Regions from separate parts of the Homo sapiens genome. Here region 2 is linked to region 1. Evidence: chromatin loops called from intact Hi-C (ENCODE). Cell type or tissue: PC-3. All regions are shown on one strand. Each heading gives the region's core, and the rest is flanking DNA. Links, peaks and the distances in the headings are about the cores only.

Region 1 (8,175 bases), core at 1,152-6,151:
AGGCTCTTTTTGCTTACATCTGTGGTGTCTGTTGCTTTTGCTCTCATCCCACTTTTAAAAGCTGCTGATATGGTTTTAATGAAACTTGAAGTATTACCTCAAAAATTTTGCATTTTGAGCTTTATCATGAATTTTGTGATAAAAAGGTTTAGTCTTGGCCAGGCGTGGTGGCTCACACCTGTAATCCCAGCACTTTGGGAGGCCGAGGTGGGCGGATCATGAGGTCAGGAGATCGAGACCATCCTGCCCAACATGATGAAATCGCATCTCTACTAAAAATACAAAAATTAGCTGTGTGTGGTGGCACGTGCCTGTAATCTCAGCTACTCAGGAGGCTGAGGCACGAGAATCGCTTGAACCCAGGAGGCAGAGGTTGCAGTGAGCCGAGATCGCGCCACTGCACCCCAGCCTGCCAACAGAGCAAGACTCCATCTCAAAAAAAAAAAAAAAAGAAGAAAGAAAAGAAAGAAAAAAAAAAAGGTTTGCTCCTCTGGGCAAGAAAATGGCCCTTCTCCATGAACTTGAAATCATATAATGGATAGATAATGATATATTTCACCTACAAATGACAGGAGTCCTGGCCTCATTATTCTACCTTCAGCTAGAAAGTAGATTCCCACAGGCATAGGGTGCACGGTCTACCAGCTTTGCAAGGGTCTTTTAAATGTTTGAGATCTGATGAAAGATTTATTGACTCCAAAATATGAAAAGAAACCTGTAAAATCAAAGTAAAAAATGATTAATTAAATGCCTTTGAAGCATAAAGTTAGATTACCTACATGACTGCACATCAGCTTCTACAGTTATGCAAAAATTATATGTAATGTGGGCTATGGCTATCTTTTAATATATTTGAAAGGATATGAACTGTCAGGATACAATGGGAACTGTTCTTTGTCTCCCCAGCTGCCACTCTTTCCACCTTATTTCTCCAGCCCTAGTTTTTCTCTAACACGTCCCTCATTTTGTTCAGATGCTCACCCTTTCGCCCAAGCAGCCATGTGCCGAATTCTATAAATGAACCTTATTGGTGCAACGGTGATAGCACTTTCTCTACCATTAGTTGGTTCTGAAATTGGCATACAACTCAACTCTCACCAACAAGATATGAAAAGAATTCTGCTGGGGGAAGGCGTGTTCTGGAGAAAGTTTGTTTTGTCGTAAAAGAGAGGCAGTCCCTTATGACTGAAGTCTTTTCTGGCTGAACATGATGACTGGAACTACTCCAGACATATTGCTGAAGGCTAAGGAATACTGAGGATGGCAGACTGAAGAGATGGAAAGAACTTGGGTCTTTGATGACATGGTCAAGCTGTTGAATCAACCTACCCTGAAGCCCACCCTACCTCGGAACTTCATGAGATTAAAATGTCCTTTCTGTTTAATCCAGTTTCAGTTAGTGTGTCCTCACCGCTTTACAGGTCCCCTGCTGTCTTAAACAAGGAGCAAACATTCCCCTTCCTGCTTCTCTGTTATCATCTATTTCAGTCATCTTCAGCTCAGAGAAAAAGTTCTTTACTATCACTGGCTGTAAGTCACCCAGGGCAAGAATCACATTATACTGGTTCAGTGTCAGTGAGTGGTACTCATATGATTAGTGGATATCCTTTTTCATATTGCTGCAATATCTTCACTCATGACAATGGCTAGATTCAGCTATGTGGCCGGGCTCAGTCGTTGACATCACTGGACATAATCTGAGGACTATTGGGAAGTCCCATGGATAAAAATACCTCTACTAGATTTTCACCACTAAAGCCAAGTTAGTATAACACGCTAACCAAGACTTTAATTGCTCCTATCTAAATAATCATTTATGAGCCCACCTGGAATTTTGATCTATGGAACTGTGTGATATAATAAATGAGTGTTCTTATAAGCCACTAAGTTTGAAATAATTTGCTACATAGCATTAGAAAAGAAATAAAATATAGTATACATCATGTAAACATTTTAAAAATACACAAAACTGATATCATATATGTTAGGGAATCAGCAAACTGCACCCCCCGGGTATATCAAGCCCATGTCTTGTTTTTTACAGCTCATAAACTAAGATCAGTTTTCACATTTTTAAAGGTTTGTAAAAATTGAAAAAGAAGAATATAGGACAGAGACTGTATGTCATTCACAAAAACTAAAATATGTATTATTGTGCCTTTTACAGAAAAAGTTTGTTGACTCTGCTACATACTGTCTGCTATAGTTTCAGGATGCTGGCTGTGCTGGATGTCTTACACTTGTCCCCTCTGGGTCCATTTCCCAACTTCCTCCTTGCCCAGGCCTGTATGGACTATGTCAGCTGCCTTCTGGCTCCTGGTTGGGTGTGGCCAGTAGGGGCAGGGCCAGGAGACTAAAGGACAGAGGAGAATGAGACTGGGGTGTTGATTTGCCAGCTCCCTCCCTGCAGTGCAGCCTGAGGCAGGTTGTGTCCCTCAACCAAAGGACACAGATCCTGTGAAGACTGCCCACTCTGTGCCATTGTCTCCTCTGGAATCCAGTAACTCTTCTCTCCCTTCTCCCGTTTAGGCCTAGGGGTATTAGCACTCGGATACCCACTGCGATTTCCCTACATTCTGCCCACACCTGTGTAAATGGCATTTTTAATGAATACTCCTCCAAATTATTCACCTCAAGTGTGACATCTGCTCCCCACCAGGATCCTGACTGAAACACCCACAAAATTAATTATAGTGGTTACTTTGGGTGAGAGAGGAAAAAGAACAAGGGATGAGAAACAGAAAGCTTCAACTTGATCTTTAATGCTGGCTCTCTTTCATTTATGGAAGGACTAGAAACAAATATGACAAACTCTTAATAATGGCTGATTCTGGATGGCAAAAACAAAGATCTATCTGGTTTGTTCAGGCATATATATATATATATATATATATATATATATATATATTTACTCTCTCAAAATTAAAAGACTTTCTCAGCCACATTGATTACTGTTTAAGACTACCAGAATCATCTATCTATTAATAAATTAATAAATTCAAATCATAGAGTCTGCCTGACCAGCCCCAGTCTTGCCTGGTTGGCAGGTGAATCTCCTAACTAGTTGCTTTCTTATCACAACTTGTAACAGTCAAATTCCCACTGGCCTTTATGCTCATCACCACCCGAGGCATGAAGCCGCAAAAGCAACACAGCCCAACTGACTCGGTAGCCTGGCGGTCAGCACTTCTCCCAGATGCACTGTTCCATGGCTCCCCTTCTCCCCCGGACCTCCTTTAGTGGGCTCTCTGTGTTGTTTTCGGAATGAAGTAATAAACCGTCACTGCCAGTACTTATAAAATGTTCTGGCTTTATGGGACAGCATCTCCTGCTGCTTTGGGCACAAGTCCAGTTTAAGCAAAGAATCTGGAAGGAGAGCAAAAAGAGTTTTCTAACCATTGCACTAAGGATGGTAGAAAAGAAAAATTAGATTCATGGCAAAAAAAGAAAAAAAGCTCATCTTCAGGACAAATACCAAAAAATGGGACTACTAGCCTGGATCTGACTAAATGAAGTTATAAACATGAAATCCTTGGATTAATCATGAAAGTTTTACATGGGTTAGAAGACACTCCTCCAACACAAACAGCCACAAAAGGCTATGTCATCACTACACCCAAGATGATGAAATACCTGTTCATCACTTCATAGTCATCCTTTCCTTTATATAATCTACTCTGCTCATCTGAATTCTGACTTTTAGGGAAGTGCCTTTTGTGAGTTATGTATGCTCAGTGGTTTTACGTGTACTTCATTTTTTACCAGCTGTGACAAGATTCTTAATCTTCATACAAGAAAAGCCAAGCCCGTGCAAGAACAACCTGTCAGGGATACTTACAGCCTTGTAGTTAACTCTCTCCTGAGTGTGATTTAATCAGCAAGGTACTGCTGACAATGTGTAATAGAACATTGTAAAAGCTACAGGTTAATACCTCCGAGGGTGCCAAAGGAGATGCCATAAAGGATATGGCAGTGAAATGAAAAAATGATTATTATTTAGCATTTATTAATCCTAGGTGGTATGCTAAACTCTAAAGAACATAGCATAGACAGAAGCAGATTGCCTCTGAAGTTCTGTGCTTTCCTCAACAAAAATGGAAGAGACTCTTACAACATTATCTCTAAATGATAATATGAAGTAGAAACAGCTTGAATCCATGGACAATGGCAGAAAAATACCAAAATAAAAGCCAAAAGGATTTTTGATGTGTATGTCCTCCAACCACAATCTGCTTTCATACACAGCACAATCTTGTGTATCTACCAGGAGTCGACAAACTACAGCCTATGGGTTCACCACCTGTTTTTGTAAAGTTTCGTTGGAACACAGCCACATCCATTTGTCTACAAATTGTCTGTGGCTGCTTTTGTTCTACAACAAGAGTTGAGTACTTATGACAGAGACCATATGGCCAGCAAAGCCAAAAATATTACTACTTGGCCCTTTGCAGAAAAGGCTTACTGACCCCTGGTGTTGTTTGAATGGGAGAAAACATGATCTAGACTTATGATTGTCTTGATAGAGTTACTTATCAATGTATTAATTTACAAGTATTCATTCAAAATTAAAATTCAATCTAGCTTCATGAGGCATATATAAAACGCCTATGTTTTTGCATAGTAGAGGAATGCACATACCACAGTGAAAGTTAACACATCACTTTTCCAGAGCAAAAGCACTTCACCTTGATGGAACTGCAGGAGATTCCCACAGAACAAACTAGTTTCCTAGCTAGATCTTTATCTTTGAAAAGGCCAAAGATCTGGATAGTTGAATGGAAGGTAAGATTCTACTAGTTATCATTCTATATAGGATAATGGTCCATGGTTTAATTTCTAGAACCACTCTAAATTAGATTTTAAAACTATTTGGAGCATTAAGACATTTATTGGTTTTATGTTATAGTCCACAAACTCTTGAGAAAAAAAAAAAACCAGTTGCAATCCACTTCCTGATTCTGCGGTTACAGTACATTTCAGCCACATAGTCAACAGTGTGATAAAATCAAATGTCATTTGTTTATTCAGAGACTATAAATGGCTTTCTTGATATGAAAGTAAACATTGTTTGAAAACTTCTAGCCTGAAGGATTGCTTTTTAAGTCTTCTTTGAAGAAATCCTTTTAGCACTCTCCAACAAATGTGGACATCGGAAAACTCCTCATTCATCTGAACAGACCAAGAACAGTGTTTCAATCTTCCAGATGCATGGAAAGAACGTAAATAGCAGTTTTCCAGCACATAGGTGGTGATTCAAATAGATGCTATATTTCATTCCTCAGGAATTGAACTCTATGACTTAATCTTACCTGCTTAACATCCAAAGATCTATGTTAGGGTTTTGGTAGCTTACATATGCTCTCTGTGACAACTGAGTAATATTACAACATCACACAGTTTGAAGAGGGGAAAACATTCAAAACCTTTCAAGCCCAATTACTTCATGAAACTATTTTAAAAATCAGACTGAACCAAATTGCTGTATTTCCAAATATCTTTTTATTTTACAATAATTTTAAAGGATTTCTTTCAATTACTTATACCTTTTACCCCCTGTAACTCTGAACAAAAACACCTTTTCACAAAGAATGATGAGGAAAATATCCAGGCTTATTTAGAGAACTGATAATGGATATCCTTAAGCAGAATCAAAACTAGCCTTAAACAGGGGACTGGGCTTGAGTTCTAGCCCTGGCCTAGGGAACTAATCAGATGAATGTGAATGACCTTGATCAGTTCACTTTCTTCTTTGAGTTTTATTTTCCTCATCTCTAAAAGCAAGTAATTTAAATCAAATTCCCAGAGTACTTCCAGCCCTAATACAATGATGACTAAAGCTTGGCATCTATCATAGTTCTCAGTATAATTACTTCTAACCTTCTTCCAACCTCATTCCGATACATGACAAAATGCCAGGGAGGGGTGGAGAATCACAGTACACCAAACAGGAATTTTATTCTCCCCTTCTAATTTGGAAGGAGTCATCACAATATTGCTAAGCCACAGAGGGGCATTTTCTTTGCCCCTCTTTCAGCACTTCATATAAGATTAGGCATAAGTTCTGTCTTGGTTTCTCTGACTGTATTATTTAAAAGAGTAGAAAAAATGATTTATAAAAATAATTTAGGACTATCTAGAGTTTTATGGATCAACATACTGGCACGTTGCAAAAATAGCTTTAATTACCTAAAGCATGATGTCCAGAGAGCTTTATAACTTGTTCTTAAAAAAGGATGTGGAACTATTGGAACTCTCAGCTATTGCTGATGGAAATACGGTCCCATTTTGGAAAGCTGTTTGGCAGTTTCTTATAAAGTTAAACATACACCCATCTTATGACTCAGACAGAATATGGCTGTTAGAGTTTCACAAAAATATAATATGAAAGTAAATTACAGTACAGCCCTTCAAATAAAAGTTCACAAGGATTCTGAATTTCTTGAAGTAATATTAAGTATCCAAGTATGACAGTGTCACAAACTTACATATTAAGATCCTTCTAAAAAGAACCCAGTCGGCAATCTTTTAGAACATTATTTAGGAAGAATCAAGAATGTGAGAAAATGGATTGATGAACTAAATATTTTAAAGATCAGGTTGGGAAACTTAGGATAACTTAAAACATTCAATGCTTTCTGATATCTAGAAGGACTACCCAAGCAAAAAGAAAATAATTAAGTAGACTTATCTATTCTTTTATATGATGAAAAGCCCTCCAGGAGGTAAGGGGTCCCAGGGAGGAGCTGATAGTATAAGAAGTAATTAAAAGCAACGAAGCACAAACTGCATACTGGTTATTTTCTAGGATTTGTTTTTAACTTTACCTCTGAGCATTAAAGGAAACAAAGAAAATAGTAATATCCCTGGGCAAGAATAATTTCCTACTTTTCAGTAATCTTATGCAGAATAATAAACACAAGGAGGGGCAAGCTTTAATGAGAATGCAAAGATGTTTGACAATTTCTCAGACCCACCAACAACAGCAAAGCCGTGTGAAAAACACAGACAACATCCAAACATTTTAAGCCTCAGTTACCAAGTTTACATGAAATAAATTCCAGACTCCTCACCCAGCTTACAAAGCCCAGTGTGACCTGGCTTTTGTTCCCTTTTCTGCCTCACCTTTGTGCCTTCCTCCTCCTCACCTACTATGTTCGAATTTGTTCCTAGAACTTCCTCTGCTTGGTCCAGCCCCCAGGTTGCACCCACCCTGTCCTCTGCCTGCAGTGCCCTTTTCCTCATCTCGCTTGGCGTTTCTGTTTTTCAGCCTTCAGATTCCTGGAGTGTCCCCTTTCATCACCCAATCTAAAGAAGCCCCTTATCTACATAAATTTCATAATTTTTTTCCTTTTTTAAATTTGCTTATTTTCTCTCTACACCAGCTAGAATGTAAGCTCCATGAAAGCGAGTAACTGATCTCTTTTGTGCTTGGCACTATGAAAGAAAACATTATCGTGAGATTTGTAAAACTGGGAAGGAAGACTTTTTTCAAGATTACTGCAGTAGGGGTTTGCAATAAGGCAGAGAGATGGAACCCAACTCCAAATACAACAAGGACAAGTGGGGATTTGTAACCAAAGACCAGGGTAAAAGTTCAGTGGATGGGCAATTACTGAGAGGAGACATCAAGGGTAGGAGGATTCTTGCTAAGCTGACCTAACAGGATTTTTGTTGAAGGAAGGCCAGGATAGTCAGATACCAAAGGATGAGGGATGACTTAGGACTCTTTGGTATGGCTGGGCTGGGCAGGCCACGGAGAGGACAGTGCCAAGGTTGAGTCTGGTCAAGAAGAGGGCTGAAAGGAGTATAACTAAAGTCTGGTCAAGGGGAGGGTCTTTGTCAGCATATGGGAGGCTCTCAAAAAATACTGACCAACTGGGGCTGAGCACAGTGGCTTACACCTGTAATCCCAGCACTTTGGGAGACCAAGGCAGGCAGGTCAGGAGTTCAAGACCAGCCTGGCCAACATGGTGAAACCCCCATCTCTACTAAAAATACAAAAAGTAGCAAGGCATGGTGGCAGGCACCTATAGTTTCAGCTACTCTGTAGGCTGAGGTGGGAGAATTGCTTGAACCTGGGGGGTGGAGGCTGCAATGAGCTGAGACCAAGCCACTGTACCCTAACCTGGGCAACAAAGCAAGACTCTGTCTCAAGAACAACAGCAACAACAACAA
Region 2 (8,175 bases), core at 1,906-6,905, 190 kb before region 1:
CTCGTGTACACTGTTGTTGGAAATGTAAATTAGTACAGCTACTATGGAGAACAATTTGGAGGTTCTTTTAAAAATTAAAAATAGAACTAAAATATGATCCAGCCATCCTACTGCTAGATGCATACTCAAAAGAAAAAAAATCAGTATATTGAAGAGATATCTATACTCTTAGGTTTACTGCAGCACTATTCACAATAGCCAAGATTTGGAATCAACCCAAATGTCCAGCAACAGACAAATGGATAAAGAAAATGTGTTACATATACACAATGGAGTACTATTTAGCCATAAAAAGAATGAGATCCTGTCATTTTCAATAATATGGATGGAACTAGACAATATTGTGTTAAGTTAAATAAGCCAGACACAGAAACAAATTGCATGTTCTCACTCATTTGTGGGAGCTAAAGATTTAAACAATTAAACTCATTGAGATAGAGAGTAGAATGATGGTTACCAGAGGCTGGGAAGGGCTGGGGGTGAGGAAGCGGGGATGGTTAATGGGCACAAAAATATAGTTAGAATGAATGAGATCTACTATTTGATAGCACATCGGGGTGACTATAGTCAGCATTAATTTGTTGGACATTTTAGAATAACAGAAAGTACATTTGGAATGTTCTTAACGTAAAGAAATGGTGAATGCTTGAGGTGATGGACACCCTATTTACCCTAATGTGATTATTACATATTGTATGCCTGTATCAAAATATCTCATATAGGCCAGGTGCACTGGCTCATGACTGTAATCCCAGCACTTTGGTAAGCTGAGGTGGGTGGATCACCTAAAGGTCAAGAGTTCGAGACCAGCCTGGCCAACATGGTGAAATCCCCTCTCTACTAAAAATACAAAAATTACCTAGGCATGGTGGTGGCTGCCTATAATCCCGGCTACTAGGGAGGCTGAGGCATGAGAATCACTTGAACCCAGGAGGCAGAGGTTCAGTGAGCCAAGATCACGCCACTGCACTCCAGCCCGGGCAACAAAAGCAAAACTCCATCTCAAAAAATAAACAAAAATCTCATGTACTTCATAAATATAAATACCTACTATGTATCCAAAAAAATTAAAAACAATTTTTTAAAAATTAGTCTCCCCTTTGTAGTCTTATCTATGGCAATTATGCCTGTGATATAGTTTTGGCCCAGAACATTTTGTAACTCCTTTTTGTTAACTATCTTCAGAGCAAGTAACAATAATTGCCAATCACTGAGCCCTTACCATGTGCCATGCATTAGAAAAACCATTTTACACATGTAAATATAGCCTTTCACAACAGCTGGATGAAGTAGATATTATTTGTCCCGTGTTCCAGATGAAAAGAACTGGTGTTTACAGAGGTTACACGATTTAAAATGCCCAAAGGCCCCAAGTCCCAAAGCCAGCAAGTGAGGAGCTAGTATTTGCACATAAGTCTTTCTCCTTCCAAATCACTTGACTGCACAGTCACATATGTCACATCATGAAGTCAATCCAATTCATGACTTCACTCATTGCTAACAGTTTCACAAGCCTCTGTGGAGGGCTCAGGATTTTCCACACATCACTCCAAGAATACCAAAATGTGAAAGACAATGTCACCAGAAGACAGAATACAGGCCCTCCATGCGATTACAAGTGGATGAAGTTGGTTCTGATTAACACCTGACTTTCTCCAAAGGATAAATTCACCTGCAAAGGATAAAGCTTTGCCACCACTGGAGATAATTTAAAAACTGAGTGGGGATTGAGGGTGGGGTGGGTATGGAAGCCAATACTCAAAAGACAGTGCTTCAAAGATCAGTCACAAAGTATGCTGGAGAAGAACACCAGTATCACAATTACTGCAAGGTCTCCCAAGGTGAAGACTGTATGGGAGATGTTACTCACTTGAAATTCTGTCATATTTGTAGAAGTCCTGTTGCTTTGTGGTCACTACTTTTAGTTTGTGACAGTGATTTGAAAGCACTTTTAAGTTCATGAATTTATCCTTTATTAACTAAATGTATGAATTAGACTGCTCACAAAACCAGATTTCCTTGTGATTTTATTTGCTCTGAGTATTAACTGCAAGCTGGGCCTACTTGGCAAAGTTATATTTTCCCTTTGCAGATGTTTAATTGTAGAATATTATCTTAAATGCATATTAAATACTGATCTGTGTATACATACCCCAAAAGGGAGTATTAATTTGGTAGAAATTATAAAATCACATAAGTTATTGTTAGCCTTTTCTTTCAAGTAGAATATAAGACAAATAAACAGATTTTAACATAACTTACAGACTTAGCAAATACTTTAAATTTGCATCCATTTGCAACACTTACTTTTAGTAATGGAGCCCAGGTGGGTATAGAACACACACCAAAGAATAACCAAAAAATGATTTCAGTGTGAACTGACTTCAGGTTTATGGTTGCATCCTCTCACACCCTTAAGAAAAAGTAATCCTTTTTCAGTGAATGAAAACTTTTGATTTTTACAAAATCAATAACACTGTTGCAGAAGATCACAAAATTCTCTCTCTTCTGAAATTAGAAAAATTCTGGGAGCTTACTATTTCTGTATGAATACAGATTTCTGATGGCTAGGGAAAAATCAGGAGGTAAGACAAATGGATTTGCAACACTGACAATCAAACAAAAAATAAGGCACTTTAAAATAATTCCAATAGTAGGTGATACGCACATTTCATTGTGCAATGTTTATGGGTTTGTCTGAGATTTTAAGATTTATCAGTTCTAATAGCCCAGGATCAAGGGAATGGTTTCTCCTCTTTCACTTTCAAAGATTCCCTGTAAAGTCCACTTTTTCATGAACTGTCAGTCAGCATAGTCTCTATTGCTGAGAAATCAGTTGTATTTACTTATTCCCTAATGTCACTCAAAATAATGACTCAAAAGGGTAACTCAAAATGAAAGTAAATACAAACTATATGGATAACAGAAAGCTATTAAAACTTGGAGAAGTAAATTTTTTAAGTTTTATTCTTCCCAATGCAGTACTATAATATAACTCCTTGCAAATTACCAAACTGCAGGCAATCATTTGAGAATGACTAAGTGCGTCTCTTTAAAGTGAAGGGAAAGAATTACAATAAGAGCAATAAAAAAGTCAGATATACAGATCTTTAAAATAATAGTTATTTACATTTTGTAGTTTGCCCAGGGTTTCCACTTATAATGTCTTCCTAGGGTAGATATTCTACCCTATTTTACAGGTGAAACTGAAATAAAAGAGAATATAATTTGTCCAAGTTTACATGATTTCAAAATGCATTAAGAACTGAAAATTAAACAGGTTAAACAGAGTTGAAGTGAATGAAAAGGAATTATTCAAACTAGACATATTTAAATTCCTAGGCCCAGATAAATTACATCTTGGGCAACTAAATTATCATTCAAAGTCTTTAGACAATTATTAATTGCCATTTTGAGCATCTGTGAATTAGGACGGTACCTGGAGACTAGAAATATTTAAGAAATGTTTTAAAGCAACACTCGAGAAAGAATTTCCCCATTAATTATAGAAACTTATTTTATGTTCTTAGAAAACTTATTTTATGTTCTTATTTTGTGCTGGATTACGAAAAATTAATGTCAATGAGGCAAGATTCTCAAAAATCCAGAGTACTTAGAAAATAAACTTCTTCATAAGTAACAAGTTAGCTCAGATAAATCTAACTTATTTCTAAATTATCAAAAATAAGAACAAGAAAGTGAAAATGGTAAGAATACATTTACTTTGATAGTTTTTCTTATTGTTATTTCACCCTAAATGAAGAAACACACAGGTAGAAATTATAATTCGAATTAGTCCACTAGGTGGTGTTCTAAAGATTGGAGGACATCTTGGTGAGCAGAAGATCCTAAATGACAGCCTCGATGTATCATTACATAGCTTTGATTTTTAAATTGCTATAATCGTCAAAAATAAACACTATCTGATTATGAATCATGTGATTCATAAACTTGCAATGGGACCAGGAAAAAATGTTCTTAGAAAGACTGGCTCTGGATACAATAAAAATAAATCTTTATATTCTCTGCCCTTGGCAAATAGAGAGGATTGGATGAGAAAGCCCTGCCTAAAAGTTTATACATAATCAAAGAACCCAGTAATTTCATAGCATTGCTTGCGCTTTGAGTCATGACAGACCTGACATTCATGGATAGGTACTTTAACAGCTATATCACACTGGTTGAATCATTAAAATACTTTCCTACCAGCTTATAAATAACTGCATGCTGACCACCCAACCCCTGCCCATACCCCCCTACAGCCTAATCATCCTCAGATCCTCCTCTAGTACCTCTCTCATCTTCAACTAGCAATATTGACTCAGTATGAAATCTCTGGCATTGCTTCTATCTGGTTGTTAAATATTTTTAATAGTGCCCCTACATAGGCACCCAGAGTTGATAGGTTTATTCAGGGCATTTTAATAGCAGTTCCTTTAAATATGCAAAGGTTGGAAAAAGCCAAAGAAGAGTGAGCGAAGGTCTCAGAACTAAAGGGGCCCTAGTAACAATTTTTGGCATAAGGAATGAGAGCTAGAAAAAAAGGTACCCGATGAAAACCTCCCGATTGGCGCAGTGATGGAGGAAGTTGAAAGATAATTATGCTACTAGTCAATTTTAATTTTCTTGCTGAATCATGAGATAATCCTCCACAGTTGCTCTCCAGAGAGTTTAAGGACTGGTGTATTGTGATGTATTACAGGTGTTTGGGGGAATAGAAATCAGTAAAGCAAAGTTTCATGGCTGGAAAAAATATGAAATCAGTGATAAGGGTAGAAGCAATAATGTAAACTATAGTACAAAACTACATCGTAAGATGGAAGATCAGTGAACTTGAAAACATAGCAATAGAAACTATCCAAAGTGAAACACAGAGAAAAAAAGACAATTCAAGACAATAAACAACTGTGAGGCAACTTCAGACGGCCTAATAAACATGAAATCAGTATCCTGAACGAAAAAGAGAGAGGGGGGAAGACAGAAAAAAAAAAAATCTGAAGACTTAATAGCCAAAAGTTTCCCAAATTTGATGAAAACTATAAACCCACGGCTTCAAGAAACATAGCAAACACCAAGCATAAGAAATATGAAGAAAGCTACACAAAGGTAAATCATAGTCTGAGAGTTCAGAAACAGTAATAAAAAGAAAATTTTAAAGTCACTCGTAGACAAAAAAGGGCATGATCCTTTTAGCAGGACAAAAAGTATGAGAGGAGATTACTCATCAGAAAGAAATGGAGCAGCATTATCAAATTACCAAAAGTAAAAAACAAACAAACACAACTAAAATTCAATTCCTAATAAGAATATCTCTCACAAATCACATTAAAAAGCAAAAAGAATTTATCTCCAGTAGGTACATTACCAAAAAATAAAAATAAAAATTATCCTACAGGCAGAATGAAGATGATATCAGATAGTGATATGGATCTACACAAATAAAGAAAGAGCGCCAGAAATAGTAACTGTGTGAGCAAATATTTTTTAAAACTTACTCATTATTTAAATATATTTAAAAGATTATGGACTGTTTAAACAAAAATAATGTAGTATGGGACTGTAATATATATAAAAGTAAAATGCATGACAATGATAGCACAAATGCCAGGAGAAGAAAATCAGAAAGACATTGCTGAAAGAATCTTATAAGATGCATGAAATTATACAGCACCACTTAAAGGTAGATTATGGTGAGCTATAGATGTATACTATAAACTCTAAAAAAATTGCTAAAATAAACAAAGTTACAGCTACGAAGCCATCAAAGAAAATTAAATGGGACCATAAAAATATATTCAATCAATTCAAAAGAAGGCAGAAAACGTAAAAAGAAGGAACAAAAAAACAAATGGAAAACAATTAGTATGATGATAGATTTAAACTCAACCATATCAACTGTAACTGGTCTAAATACCCATATCATAAGACAAAGATTATTATATTGAATAAAAAAGCATGACTTAACTACATGCTGCCTACAAGAAACACACTTCAAATATGAAGATACAAATAGGCTAAAAGTAAAAAGATAGTATAAGATATACCATGCTGGAAGTTATTTACAGAAAGCTGGAATGGCTATATTTATATGAAATCAGGTAAATTTTAGAGCAAAGAATACAAGCAGCAATGAAAAAGTTTATTTTATAATGATAAAGGATCAATTCATTAAAAGGGCATAATAATCCTGTTTATATAACTAACAACAACTTATGAATCTATAATGCAAGAACTTCATACAGCTGTATGAAGAATATACAGATCCACAATTATACCCAGATATTCCTTTCTCACTAATTGATAGAACAAGCAGACAAAAATCCAATAAAAATATAGAAGGCTTTATCAATACTATCAACCAACTTGTCCTAATTGATATTTTTAGAGCACTCCACCTACAAAATGCAGAATACATTCTTCTCACATGCACACAGAACATTTATTATAATAGGCCACATTCTAAACCATAAAACAAGTCTCAATAAACTTTAAAAAATTCAAGTTATAAAAATATATTATCATCACAAATGAGTTAAATTATAAATCATTAACAGAAAAATATATAGAAAATCCTCAAATACTTAGAACCAAATTATACACTTCTAAATTACCTATGGATCAAAGAAGAAATCAAAATGAAAATTAGAATTGTGAACTGAATTAAAATGAAAACATATCAAAATTAGTCAGATGCTACTGAAGTAGTACTTAGAAGAGAAATCTATAGTACCTATTGCCTATATTAGGAAAGAAAAATGGTCTCAAACCACCAATCTAAGCTTCTACCTTAAGAAACTAGCAAAAGAGGAGCAAATTAAATTCACAGTAAGTGGAAGGAAGGAAATAATAATGATCAGAGTGGAAATCAATTAAATAGAAAAGGGAAAAACAATAAAACAAATAGTTATTTGAGAAGATCAATTAGGTTGACAACTTCTAAACACGAAAAAAGAGAGAAAAAAAATTTCTAATATCAATAATGAGAGACGTTATATCACCAAAGATTCTGCAGATAATAAAAAGATAGTAAGGTAACATTTCAAACAACCTTATGCAAATAAATTCAGCAACATAGAGTAAATGGACAAATTCCATGAAAGACAAACTACCAAACTACACTCAAGAAGATATAGCCTGAAAGCATTATGTCTATTAACAAAATTGAGTTTATAGGTTAAAGAATTCCTGCAAAGAAAACTCCAGGTACACTTGACTTTACTGGAGAATTCTGTTAAAATTTTTAAAAAGAAATAATACCAATTCTACAAACACTTTTTTCAGAAAACTGAAAAGGCAAGGATGTTTTCTGACTTGTTCTATGGGGCCAGCATTATCTTAATGCCAAATAAAGGCATTATTTAAAAACAAAAAAAACTAATGCCCAAAATCCCTTATTAACATGAAAGTGAAAATTCTAATCAAAATTTAGAAAATTAAATTGAAGAAGATATAAAATTGATGTCACGACAAAGTATGATCTTATCCCAATAATGTAAAGTTGGTTTAACATTAGAAAATCAATCAATATAAATTACCATATTACCAAACGAAAAAAGAAAAACCAGGCTGGGCACGGTGGCTCATGCCTGTAATCCCAGCACTTCGGGAGGCCAAGGCGGGCAGATCACAAGTTCAGGAGATCGAGACCATCCTGGCTAACACGGTGAAACCCCGTCTCTGCTAAAAAATACAAAAAATTAGCCCGGCGTGGTGGCGGGCGCCTGTAGTCCCAGCTACTCGGGAGGCTGAGGCAGGAGAATGGCGTGAACCCGGGAGGCAGAGCTTGCAGTGAGCCGAGATCGTGCCACTGCACTCCAGCCTGGGCAACAGAGCAAGACTCCGTCTCAAAAAAAAAAAAAAAGAAAAAAAAGAAAAACCATATATTTATCTCAAGAAACACTAAAACTATTTTATGACATCTAGCATCCATTCATGATAAGAACTTTCATCAAACTAGGAATAGAAAGGAACTTCATCAACCTGACAAACACTCACAACTAATATTTTATTTGTATTTTAACGTCACGAGAAAAAACTGAATTATTTTCCCTTAAGATAAAGAACAAGACAAGGCTCTTCACCCTCACGGCTTCTGTTCAGCATTGTACCAGAGGTGGTAGCCAGTACAATAAGGCAAACAATGAAATAGAATGCATCCAAGTAGAAAAGAAAAAA

Evidence for each region. A loop is a pair of places that touch in the nucleus more often than their neighbours do. Peaks named below come from ENCODE experiments on the same cell type or tissue, not always from the same donor. Only the 100,000 strongest peaks of a DNase experiment are listed, where the experiment ranks them.
Region 2: a loop joins it to region 1, with 3 times the contacts of the local background. A loop is called at or near these places in 1 of 110 quality-filtered maps.

The regions. Positions count from the first base shown.
Region 1 is chr3:23,110,357-23,118,531 of GRCh38, forward strand. No RefSeq gene overlaps it. Among named protein-coding and RNA genes, the nearest start is that of UBE2E2-DT, 89 kb to the right of the region's middle. In PC-3, for the core only: no CTCF peak of the experiment used is centred there; DNase peaks (open chromatin) are centred at 3,705 and 5,005; H3K4me3 peaks cover 330 bases; H3K27ac peaks cover 2,509 bases.
Region 2 is chr3:22,918,712-22,926,886 of GRCh38, forward strand. No RefSeq gene overlaps it. Among named protein-coding and RNA genes, the nearest start is that of UBE2E2-DT, 280 kb to the right of the region's middle. RefSeq lists an enhancer at 7,250-7,750. In PC-3, for the core only: CTCF peaks have their summits at 3,799 (motif pointing right) and 4,011; no DNase peak of the experiment used is centred there; H3K4me3 peaks cover 821 bases; H3K27ac peaks cover 833 bases.